2 separate regions of the Homo sapiens genome follow, and region 2 is linked to region 1. A link is an interaction called in ENCODE POLR2A ChIA-PET data of the cell type or tissue named here. Cell type or tissue: MCF 10A. All regions are shown on one strand. Each heading gives the region's core, and the rest is flanking DNA. Links, peaks and the distances in the headings are about the cores only.

What was found. Peaks named below come from ENCODE experiments on the same cell type or tissue, not always from the same donor. Only the 100,000 strongest peaks of a DNase experiment are listed, where the experiment ranks them.
Region 2: POLR2A ChIA-PET joins it to region 1 with 7 read pairs; 2 of 35 experiments call an interaction of 5 or more read pairs at or near these places.

What each region holds. Positions count from the first base shown.
Region 1 is chr1:93,699,039-93,704,301 of GRCh38, forward strand. LOC102723480 (a long non-coding RNA gene) reads left to right here. Exons shown (of 4, transcript XR_947602.3): 4 at 98-4,617. It also overlaps a transcript of BCAR3 not described here. Among named protein-coding and RNA genes, the nearest start is that of BCAR3, 20 kb to the left of the region's middle. RefSeq lists enhancers at 2,108-3,307, 2,531-3,441, 4,884-4,963. In MCF 10A, for the core only: no CTCF peak of the experiment used is centred there; DNase peaks (open chromatin) are centred at 2,823 and 3,623.
Region 2 is chr1:93,795,285-93,800,776 of GRCh38, forward strand. It overlaps a transcript of BCAR3 not described here. Among named protein-coding and RNA genes, the nearest start is that of MIR760, 49 kb to the right of the region's middle. RefSeq lists an enhancer at 584-1,172. In MCF 10A, for the core only: no CTCF peak of the experiment used is centred there; a DNase peak (open chromatin) is centred at 3,207.

The DNA.
Region 1 (5,263 bases), core at 264-5,263:
TAGCTTTTCTGAACCCCTGCTTTCTGCTGTACATATATGTTCATATTTAATTCTCCAACAACCCTGTAAAACAAGTATCATTATCTCCATTTTACAGATGAAGGAACTGAACCTCAGAGAGAAGAGATAACCCTGGTCGGCCAGTAAACTGTAGAGATCCAATTTGAATTCTCCCCTCTGTCTGGCTCCGACACATGGGGTTTTCTTAACTCACACTGTGTCACCTGCAGAGTGTTTCCCTTCGGGGGAGAGAAACCCAAAATAGTGAAAACGAACAGAAAAAGTTTGAAGAGTTCTGCTTCGGCACTTGAAGCCAATCTCCCTACAGTCTTCTTCCTGTTCATGCTTCCAAGATGCTATCAGGGAGGCTGGGCGCTGGGGACATTTACACTCCTTGCCTCCCCAACCCCAACCTCGAGGATTTCTGTAGGGGTGAAATCACCTCATTAAAGCTGTACCTTGTTGCGGGGGCGGGGGTGGATGGGCAGAAGAACTCATGAGGTGATCATATACCGGCCTCAGTGATTCTCTCCTCCTCCCGGCCCCATGTCTTGTTTTTAAACTCCAGCAAGGAAGAATCTTCTTTCCCTCCAGCCAGCCTTTCAACCCACTGCTCAAACAAAGCATTTTCTCTCAGAGGATGATTGCCAAGACCCACAGTTTAGTTCATGTGGGAGTGGAGAGGGGCCATAAATAATAATAGCCAAGTTTACTGAGTGCTTATTATGTAATAGCCAAGCACTGTTCCAGAGACATTACATATAGACCCATTTCACACACACAGGTGCACACACACACACACACATACACACAGTACAAATGAGGAAACAGACCCAGAGAGGTTGCCCGCCATTTGCCAGCTCTTATGAAGGGACTTGGACAGCCTGGCTCCCAGATGCTGCCCTGCCTCTCAAAGATCATCTCCCCTGGCTACCCCACCCCATTTTACAGGTAAGGCAATGAGCCCAGGGAGGTGAGGGACTTGCCTGGCCAGTCAAGGGCAGAGCTAGTCAAGTTGTCAGATCTTCTGACCAAAAAACCCAAGGCTTTTTCCTCCACCCTGGGGGCTCAGCACACCCAAGACTCCAGGAGTATGCCAATTGCACTTCACCCAGTTCAAAGTTTAGATCCCCCCTAATGCTTTAAACTAGAAAATTCTTTTTTTTTCTTTTGAGACAGGGTCTAGCCTTGTTGCCCACGTTGGAGTGCAGTGGTGTAATCTTGGCTCACTGCAGCCTCCTCCTCCTGAGCTCAAGCCATCCTCCCACCTCAGCCTCCTGAGTAGCTGGGACCACAGGGGCACACCCCTACACCTGGCTAATTTTTATAATTTTGTAGAGATAGTCTCAAACTCCTGAGCTCAAGAGATCTGCCTGCCTCAGCCTTTCAAAGTGCTAGGATTACAGGCATGAGCCACTGCGCCTGGCCTAGGAAATCCTTAAATGCCTATTTATTTGGACATGCCACTGGCAGACATCTGCACTGTACCTGAGCATCCCCGATGGGCTCATAGAATGCTAACTATAGCTTCCACCTATAGGTTAAACAGAGATTCTGCCCCTCTCCCCTCCTTGGCAGATGGATACAAACAGAAGCCAGGAGGAACAGCAGCACCTCACACATCTAGTAGCACTCCGGCAACGACTCTGAATACTCCCTGCAAGGCCGGCAAATATTTTGATAATCTTTCCCCTACAGGATTCTCCTGTGGAGAACAAATGGACACAGTCGGGAGCTGTCTTTCAGCGGAATTCCACAGGAAGAAACATTTCATCAGTGGAGAGGGTTTTGACTCAGGCCTTTTGGGGAGGGAAGCAGATTGCTCTGAGCTACTGCGGAGGGTAGGCTCTGCCCACAGGCGTCTGCCGTCCCCTCAGGACCTAGCGCAGGGCAGGCATGTGGGCACCCTCAGCGGACCTCACCAGGTGGGAGGCAGATGGTGTGCTGTTAAAAGCACAGCCTTCGGGGCAGCCAAACCTGGGTTTTGAGCAGTGGCTCTGCTGCTTGAAGCTGTGTGACCTTGGGCAAATTCCTTCACCTCTCTGCTCCTGTTTCCCCACTGTAAAATGGGCGTAATGAGAATATTTGCCTCTTGGACTGGCCCTTGAGAATTAGACCCAATGATGTCAAAGGAGCATGGAGCACAGGGCCTGCCACACGCAGGCACTGAATAACCACAGCGGTCATCGTGAGGTCCCCACTTGCCTTGAAGGGAGCTGTGTGGCTGAGTTCTCCGCTGTCACTGGTTCCCTTATTGAGCTTGCCTTAGGGGGCCCAAGGCCTCCTTCCAACCCAAAACGTGCCTTCGAGAGGGGCAGAGACCGGCCACCCCACGTGTCTTCCATTGGAATGGAAGTCAGGGTTCACCAGGCTGGGGGAGGGCATTGATGCCCTCATGTGCATCGGTCTGTTGGGCCCTGAGAAAAGCCCTAAAGATGCCTGGCAGGGGACATCTCTTCACAATGACATATTATTATTTTGAAAAAGATGAAGCCGAATTAGCAAGCATTTATAAAAAGTGGAAACAAAATGAAGCCACTGGGACAAAAGAGACACTGCACAGACCAACCACCGTGTGTGATGAGGGGCTGGGCAGGCCCACAGGGGCCTGTTTTATGTGGTGGCCCTCTTTGTCCCCACTCTGCCTGCTTCCCAGGCCTGCCCCTGGGCCTCTCTCCAAGGATGATTCTGTCTCCATTTTTGGTATCTACAGGCCTTGTGGGACTGGGAGGACTGAACTGGGCCCAGCATTCTCCAGGTGACTCACCAGGCAGGCCATGCAGAAAAGCCACTTCCTGCATCCCTGAGTGGCCAGTCATCCTCCTGGTACCTGCCTTAAGAACATGTGAGCCACCCTCAGGGGCAGGGTGGGACTGGGCTGTGCTCCAGGCATGGGCACCACATAGAGAAGGGCTGAGTGAGTGTAGTGGAAGAACCCAGGCCATCCAGGAGCCTGTGGCTTGGGGTGGGGTTGGGGGTGGACACAGTGTTCCTGGTGCTTTCTCCACAAAAGAAACCTCACCTTCCTAAAGCTATCGATCCACCCACTGGCGCTGTGGCAATGAAATTCTCACGGGGGAAAGTCTCAGGGCCAGCATACCTACCCCTGCACACTTCATGCCCCCAAGCACAGCACGCCATTGCAGCAGGCCCCTTCCTGAAGCTGCGCCCCCATGAATACGCCCTGTACCCATTCTGAGAATCAGGTCTGATATTATGGGAAGAAAATGTGTGCCTAGGCATGGCGGGGAGGGGCAAGTTAGGCAGGTCAGGAGGGAGAGTTTTGACAAGAAATCCAAGCACATGGGCCACAGAGGAGTCTTAAAAACAACCTCAGCCCAACTGTCTCCTGACTGTTCCCCCAACTTATCAGCTCAGGCCCAGGTCAGAGGAGGTCCAGGCTGGCCTGGCACAGCAAGTTGAGCCTGGTTCCCAGACCCTGCAGCTGGTTTTGAGCAATGGAAGTGGCAGTGAGTCTGTGCTCATGGAGTTCCTGGGCTCAGGCCCAGGTGGGGGTGGGGATGGGGGTTGGGGGGATGTCCCCTGTCTTCGATTTGACTCTGCTGCTCCAGTCACAGAGCTCTCTCAGAGGCAGACATGAAGCCAAAGCACTTCATTAAGACAGGAGGTCAGATAACAGCCCCAGCCCTCTTTGGAAACCGCACACCGCCCAGTGGCATGGAACAGGCCAGGTCCCAGCCCTCCCAGGAGTGCCAGGCATTGTATTTCAGAACTGAGCTTCAGCTACTCCCACAGGAAGGAGACGACTTGCTCCTACCTTGTTTTTAATTTCCAGAATACTGCAATCCCCTTAGGAAAACTCATGTTTTCATGATAGAATGGCAGCTGCCCACGCATGTCAGAGGCTTCAGACCTGATCCTGATCCTGATCAAGCCTGGAACAGTGATCTCTGGGCAGCAGATGAACAGCCCAGGGACCAGCAAAGAGAGCCTGCCCTCTGTGGTCCAAGGCTGGCCACCGCGGCCTGTGCTAGGCAGAAGAGCTCACAGGTGTGTCCTGCTTTACTTAACTCAAAGACAGCTGCTCAGAAGTTGCCTGGAATTGGAACTGTGATCAGGCCAGGCCCTCCTTAGGTTTCCAGAGGGACTGCTTATCATATATACTACCTGTGTGGTGAGGGGTCTCACTTGAAGACATAAAAAATGCACTCCAAACAGGAAAACAACTTTTAAAAATTATTGACATTTAACGATCAGCTGTGTGTGTATTAGGGATTTTTAAAAAGTGAAACACAGCCAGGCACAGTGGCTCACACCTGTAATCCCAGTACTTTGGGAGGCTGAAGCAGAAGGATGCTTGAAGCAGGAGTTCAAGACCAGCCTGGGAAACAAAGCAAGACTCTGTCTCTATTTAAAAAATTAGCAGGTGTCGTGGTACACTCCTGTAGTCCTACCTACTCGGGAGGCTAAGGCCAGCGGATTGCTTGAGCCTAGGAGTTTGAGGCTGCAGCAAGCTATAATCTTGCCACCACACTCCAGCCTGTGACAGAGCAAAACCCTGTCTCTTAAAAAGAAAAAAAAAAAAAAGAGATAACCCTGCAGGCTTTCAAATTATATACACATATAATGATAATATACTACATTTATATTATGTAATTTGGTTTACAGAGTGCTTCTATATGCCCATTCATTTATTTATCCAACAATATTATTGAGCCCCACAAAGACCCAGATATTCTCCTAGGCACAGGGAGATACAGCGGTGAGCAAGGTGCATAAGGCCCTCTGCCACTTCTGTTGACCTTACTGTCTGGTTGGGGGAGGCAGACAAATGACAAACAACAGACAAATGAATCAGCAAGACAAGTCCAGGGAGTGACGAGTGCACGAGTCAGGTAATGGCTACAGCCAGACTATCTAATACAGGAGCCACATGTGGTTATTTACATTTAAGTCTAAATGAATTAAAATTAAGTGAAATTAAACATTCAGTTATTCACACTAGCCACATTTCAGGTGCTGAATAGCCAATGTGGCTAGTGGTTAGTGGTATATAGGACATTTCCATCATCACAGAAATTGCCATAGGGCAGCACAGGGCTAGTGAGAGACTTAGGACTGATTTGGAATAGGTGGTCAGAGAAGGCCTCTTTGTGGAGGTGCCTTCATTTGGAATCTGAAAATGAGAAGAAACCAGCAGCTCACAGGCCTGAGTGGGAGTGGGTGTGGGCAGACAGTTTCACTCACTCTAGGGCAAAAGTCCACATTTAGACATAAGTTTGGCAAATTTGAGGAACAGAAA
Region 2 (5,492 bases), core at 173-5,172, 96 kb after region 1:
AGGTACACCAATCAGACGTAGATTTGGTCTTTTCACATAGTCCCATATTTCTTGGAGGCTTTGCTCATTTCTTTTTATTCTTTTTTCTCTAAACTTCCCTTCTCGCTTCATTTGATTCATTTCATCTTCCATTGCTGATACCCTTTCTTCCAGTTGATCACATCGGCTCCTGAGGCTTCTGCATTCTTCACGTAGTTCTCGAGCCTTGGTTTTCAGCTCCATCAGCTCCTTTAAGCACTTCTCTGTATTGGTTATTCTAGTTATACATTCTTCTAAATTTTTTTCAAAGTTTTCAACTTCTTTGCCTTTGGTTTGAATGTCCTCCCGTAGCTCAGAGTAATTTGATCGTCTGAAGCCTTCTTCTCTCAGCTCGTCAAAATCATTCTCCATCCAGCTTTGTTCCGTTGCTGGTGAGGAACTGCGTTCCTTTGGAGGAGGAGAGGCGCTCTGCTTTTTAGAGTTTCCAGTTTTTCTGTTCTGTTTTTTCCCCATCTTTGTGGTTTTATCTACTTTTGGTCTTTGATGATGGTGATGTACAGATGGGTTTTCGGTGTAGATGTCCTTTCTGGTTGTTAGTTTTCCTTCTAACAGACAGGACCCTCAGCTGCAGGTCTGTTGGAATACCCTGCCGTGTGAGGTGTCAGTGTGCCCCTGCTGGGGGGTGCCTCCCAGTTAGGCTGCTCGGGGGTCAGGGGTCAGGGACCCACTTGAGGAGGCAGTCTGCCCGTTCTCAGATCTCCAGCTGCGTGCTGGGAGAACCACTGCTCTCTTCAAAGCTGTCAGACAGGGACACTTAAGTCTGCAGAGGTTACTGCTGTCTTTTTGTTTGTCTGTGCCCTGCCCCCAGAGGTGGAGCCTACAGAGGCAGGCAGGCCTCCTTGAGCTATGGTGGGCTCCACCCAGTTCGAGCTTCCTGGCTGCTTTGTTTACCTAAGCAAGCCTGGGCAATGGCGGGCGCCCCTCCCCCAGCCTCGTTGCCGCCTTGCAGTTTGATCTCAGACTGCTGTGCTAGCAATCAGCGAGATTCCGTGGGTGTAGGACCCTCTGAGCCAGGTGTGGGATATAGTCTCGTGGTGCGCCGTTTTTTAAGCCGGTCTGAAAAGCGCAATATTCGGGTGGGAGTGACCTGATTTTCCAGGTGCGTCCGTCACCCCTTTCTTTGACTCGGAAAGGGAACTCCCTGACCCCTTGCGCTTCCCAGGTGAGGCAATGCCTCCCCCTGCTTCGGCTCGCGCACGGTGCGCGCACACACTGGCCTGCGCCCACTGTCTGGCACTCCCTAGTGAGATGAACCCGGTACCTCAGATGGAAATGCAGAAATCACCTGTCTTCTGCGTCGCTCACGCTGGGAGCTGTAGACTGGAGCTGTTCCTATTCGGCCATCTTGGCTCCTCCCCAACACTTATAGTCTTATTTGTCTTCGCTTCCAAACAAAAATATCCATTTCCTATATATTATTTTGAATAGGGGTAAAAATTAGGAACCATGTTTCCATGATTTCAGGATTCCAGATGTTCTGGGGACAGAACAATTCTTCCTGAATTTGTTTGCAATCTAAAACTGAAATTGGATTCCAAATATTATTATTTAGTATGGTTCCATCAACTGCCTGTTGGGAGAACACGGGTATTATTAAAAATGATCCCAATTTCCACTAGCTATACTGCATTATATTTCTGGTTACTGTATATGTGGGTTGCTGAAGCCCTAAGAGTACAGGCTGTGTACCCTGGTAGCAATTTTCCAGGAAGAAGAGGGCCCATATGTTTTCCATAAATGTATACCTTGTGCTTCTGCATCCAAAACGACTGGCCACGTTTTAGAGGCCACTTCTGCTTCCATTTGGATTAGCATGGTCAATAACCTTGTTGAATTTGAACCCATGCTTTTTCTGATTGTTGGGCTTTGGCATAGTCCCTCGTTAGCCAGGCAGTTTGATTCACCCATTTAGCAATAGCATCATTATCTTTCCATGCAGCTTCTCAACCCTCACTTTCCTTCTGAAAGAGTATGCTTTTTATTCTACTTAGGTTGGTAAGTATCAACTTTTCTTGTAAATGTCTTTCTTCATTAAATACATTCTCAACTTGTCTTAATGTCCCAAGTCCTGCCTCTATTGCATTTAAGGCTCTTTTTACAATTTAGTTTGTTTGGAAAAGAAGTTTAGTTAAGCTTTGTTAATAATGGAGTATATCTCCTTTCAGTAAAGTTGGTTCATATAAACTGCCATTTACTTTCATAGGTCAACCTGTAATTATCTCATGGGATAATTGACATATTATTCCAGAAGGAGCTGCTCTTAGGTTAAGCAAAACCAGTGGAAGAGCCTGGGGCCAAGTAATAGGAAAAGCTTTCGATAATTTTCTAGCTGGGTTTTATTTTTGATATATTCATTCTACCAATCAGAAGACTGGGCATGGTATGTACAATAAAAATATTGGAAAATAGGCCAGATTATACAAATTAAGTGAATTATCTGTTCAGTGAAATGAGTTCCCTATTTCTATGTAATTTGGAAAGAATTCCTCAAAAGGAAATTATCCATTCCAACAAACATTTTCCTACTGTCTCAAGGAAATTCTTCAACCCAATGAGAGAACATATAAATCATAACCAATACATATTTATAACCCTGAGCTGGAGGTAAGTGGATAAAATCCATTTGTCAAATATTGAAAGGGCCGGTGGGCAAAGGTAAATGCCCTTGAGATCTAGAAGAGGCTTTCCTGGATTATATATAGGACAAATTGGACATTTAGCACAAACCTTATGAACTACTGTGGGTGAGGGTTTCCAGTAATAGTGTTTTCCCCAGGCAAATATTTTCTCAAGTCCCCAGTGAATGAGTTCATGGACATGCTGTAATATAGGAAATTGATATCCCAAAGGCAAAATAGGGATGTGCTTTCCTGTCACTGGGTCTATATTATATTTTGCAAGTTGGGGGAAAAGCATTCTCCCTTAGTCATATTTGCTTTTTCCGCTTTGGAGCCTTTTCTTGAGCCCCTTCACTTTAAACATGGCCATCTCTACAGTTTCATTTGATATTAGCATTAAGCTAATTTTTATTTTTATTTTTTTTGCTCAGCATCAGCAAAATTATCTCCTTCACTCCAGGGAGTCATGTTTGGAATGTCCAAGACTCTTAACAATAGCCAATTTTTTTTGGTAACTGGATGGCTTCCAGAAGATCAGAAACTTGAGAGCCATGTTTAATAGGATGTCCAGAGGAGGTTAAATAACCTCGCTGTTTCCATAACATTCCAAAGACATGAGCTGCACCAAAAGTGTAATGGCTGTCAGTATAAATATTAGTTATTTGATTTTTGGCCAGTTAGACAACCTCTGGTGAGTACTATTAATCCAGCCAACTGTGCTGACTTTACTTTAGGCAAGAAATTGCTCTCTATGATGTCTACATGAGACACAACGACATAGCTTGTTTGGTATTTTTCAAACTTATCCTTTAGATATGATCCATCTGTGAACCAGGTAACATCAGCATTTTGTAGTGGTATCTCCTGCAAATTCTGACTGGGCATCAAAAGCTGTTCTATTAGTAATAGAACTATACAGCATACAGACTGTATGCTGTTCCATACAGTCATGAGGTAATCTCCTCAGTTGCTTCAAGAAGTAACTTGTGAGATTAAGAGTATTACAGCAAGAGAGGGTAATGTGTGGAGCAGAGAGTAAAAGTACATTGTAATAAAGCCAATCAGTTGACAGAAAAATATTGTGTATGATGTGAATTCAAAAAAGCTTCTGCAGAATGAAGTACATATATAGTCAAGGGAGCCTCCATTAGTTTCCTGAGTAGCCTTGAGAAATATGATAATGCCTGAAATGGCCCTCCAACAAGGGGGCAGCCCGTGAGCTATAGAGTCTATTGCTGACTATCAGAGCCAACAGGTCTATATTTTCCCCCGTGTTTTGGGGCTGGAACACCCAGGATGATGCCATGGCTTCCATAAACAAAGAACAAAAATGGTAGCTGATAATTTGGATGGCTCAAAGCAGGCGCCCTTGTAAGATTTTCCTTTATTTACTGAATAGTTATTTGTTCTTAGGATATCCAATGTATGGGGTCAGGTTGATCTTTCAACAATGCATGTAAAGACTGTTCCATGAAAGAAAAATTGGGTAACTAACTGTGTCAGTAGCCAGCTAAGCCTAAAACACTCCTAAGCTGTCTTTCAGTCTTTGGAGTTGGGTATGCAAAAATTCCAGTTACTTTATCTGAATTTATATGTATTTCCTCCTTAGAAATTAAATTTCCCAAATGTTTTATTTCTGTTAAGCAATATTGGAATTTTTCTTTAGATAACTTATGTCTTGTTTCAGCTAATTGTTCCAGCAATTACAGGGTGTGTTTTTTACAATCATGAAGAATGGAAAAGCATAACAAGAGATCATCCACATACTGAACTAGAGTGGAATTTCCTCAAAATTTAGCTCAGCCATCTCAGCCCTTAATATTTTGAAAAATAGTTGGGCTTCCAGTATAACCTTGAGGCATAACAGTCCAGGTATATTGACAGCTGTTCCAGGTAAAGGCAAACAAATATTGACTGTCAGGACCTACTGGTATGCTAATAAACAAAAAGCACTGCATAAATCAGTTAGTGAAATTCACTGCCTACTGGTATGTTAAATAAAGGAGTGTGTAGGGATTTGGGACTACTGAATGATGGGGAATCACAATCTTGTTAATGGTTCTCTAATCTTGTATAAACCTCCATTCCTTCCTATTAGATTTTCATGCTGGGAGGATGGGAGTATTACAAGGACTGGTGGAAGAGATAATCCATCCTTTATCAATAAAATATTTGATTATTGATTTTATTTCTATTATCGCTTCCTGTTATTGTTTAATATTTGGACATGGAAGTGGTTTATTTGGATCCATTCATATCCATATTGGGGTAGCTGTTAAGATTTTTATGACATTGGTGGATGATTCAGACCATAAATAATTAGGGATTTGGCTTAATAAAGCATCAAGATGGCTGGGCATGGTGGCTCACATCTGTAATCCTAGCACCTTGGGAGGCCAAGGTGGGCAGATCCCTTGAGGTCAGGAGTTCGAAACAAGCCTGGCCAACATGGTGAAACCCTGTCTCTATTAAAAATACAAAAAAATTAGCTGGGCGTGGTGGTGTGCACCTGTAATCCCAGCTAGTTTGGAGGCTGAGGGAGGAGAATTGGTTAAACCCGGGAGGCAGAGGTTGCAGTGAGCTGAGATTGTGCCACTGCACTCCAGCCTGGGTGACAGAGTGAGACTCTGTCTCTAAATAAATAAATAAATAAATAAATAAGAAGGAAAGCAAGCATCAAGTTCTTTATTTGTCTTAATATTTGATGACTGAATTTGGATGATTATCTGCTCTGAATTTTCTGATTTATAATTTTGAATCAATCCTCTTTCAGTTATTTTTTTAAAATATTTTTCTTCTTTCTGAAAAAGAAGTATGAGCACTATAAAGTTCTAG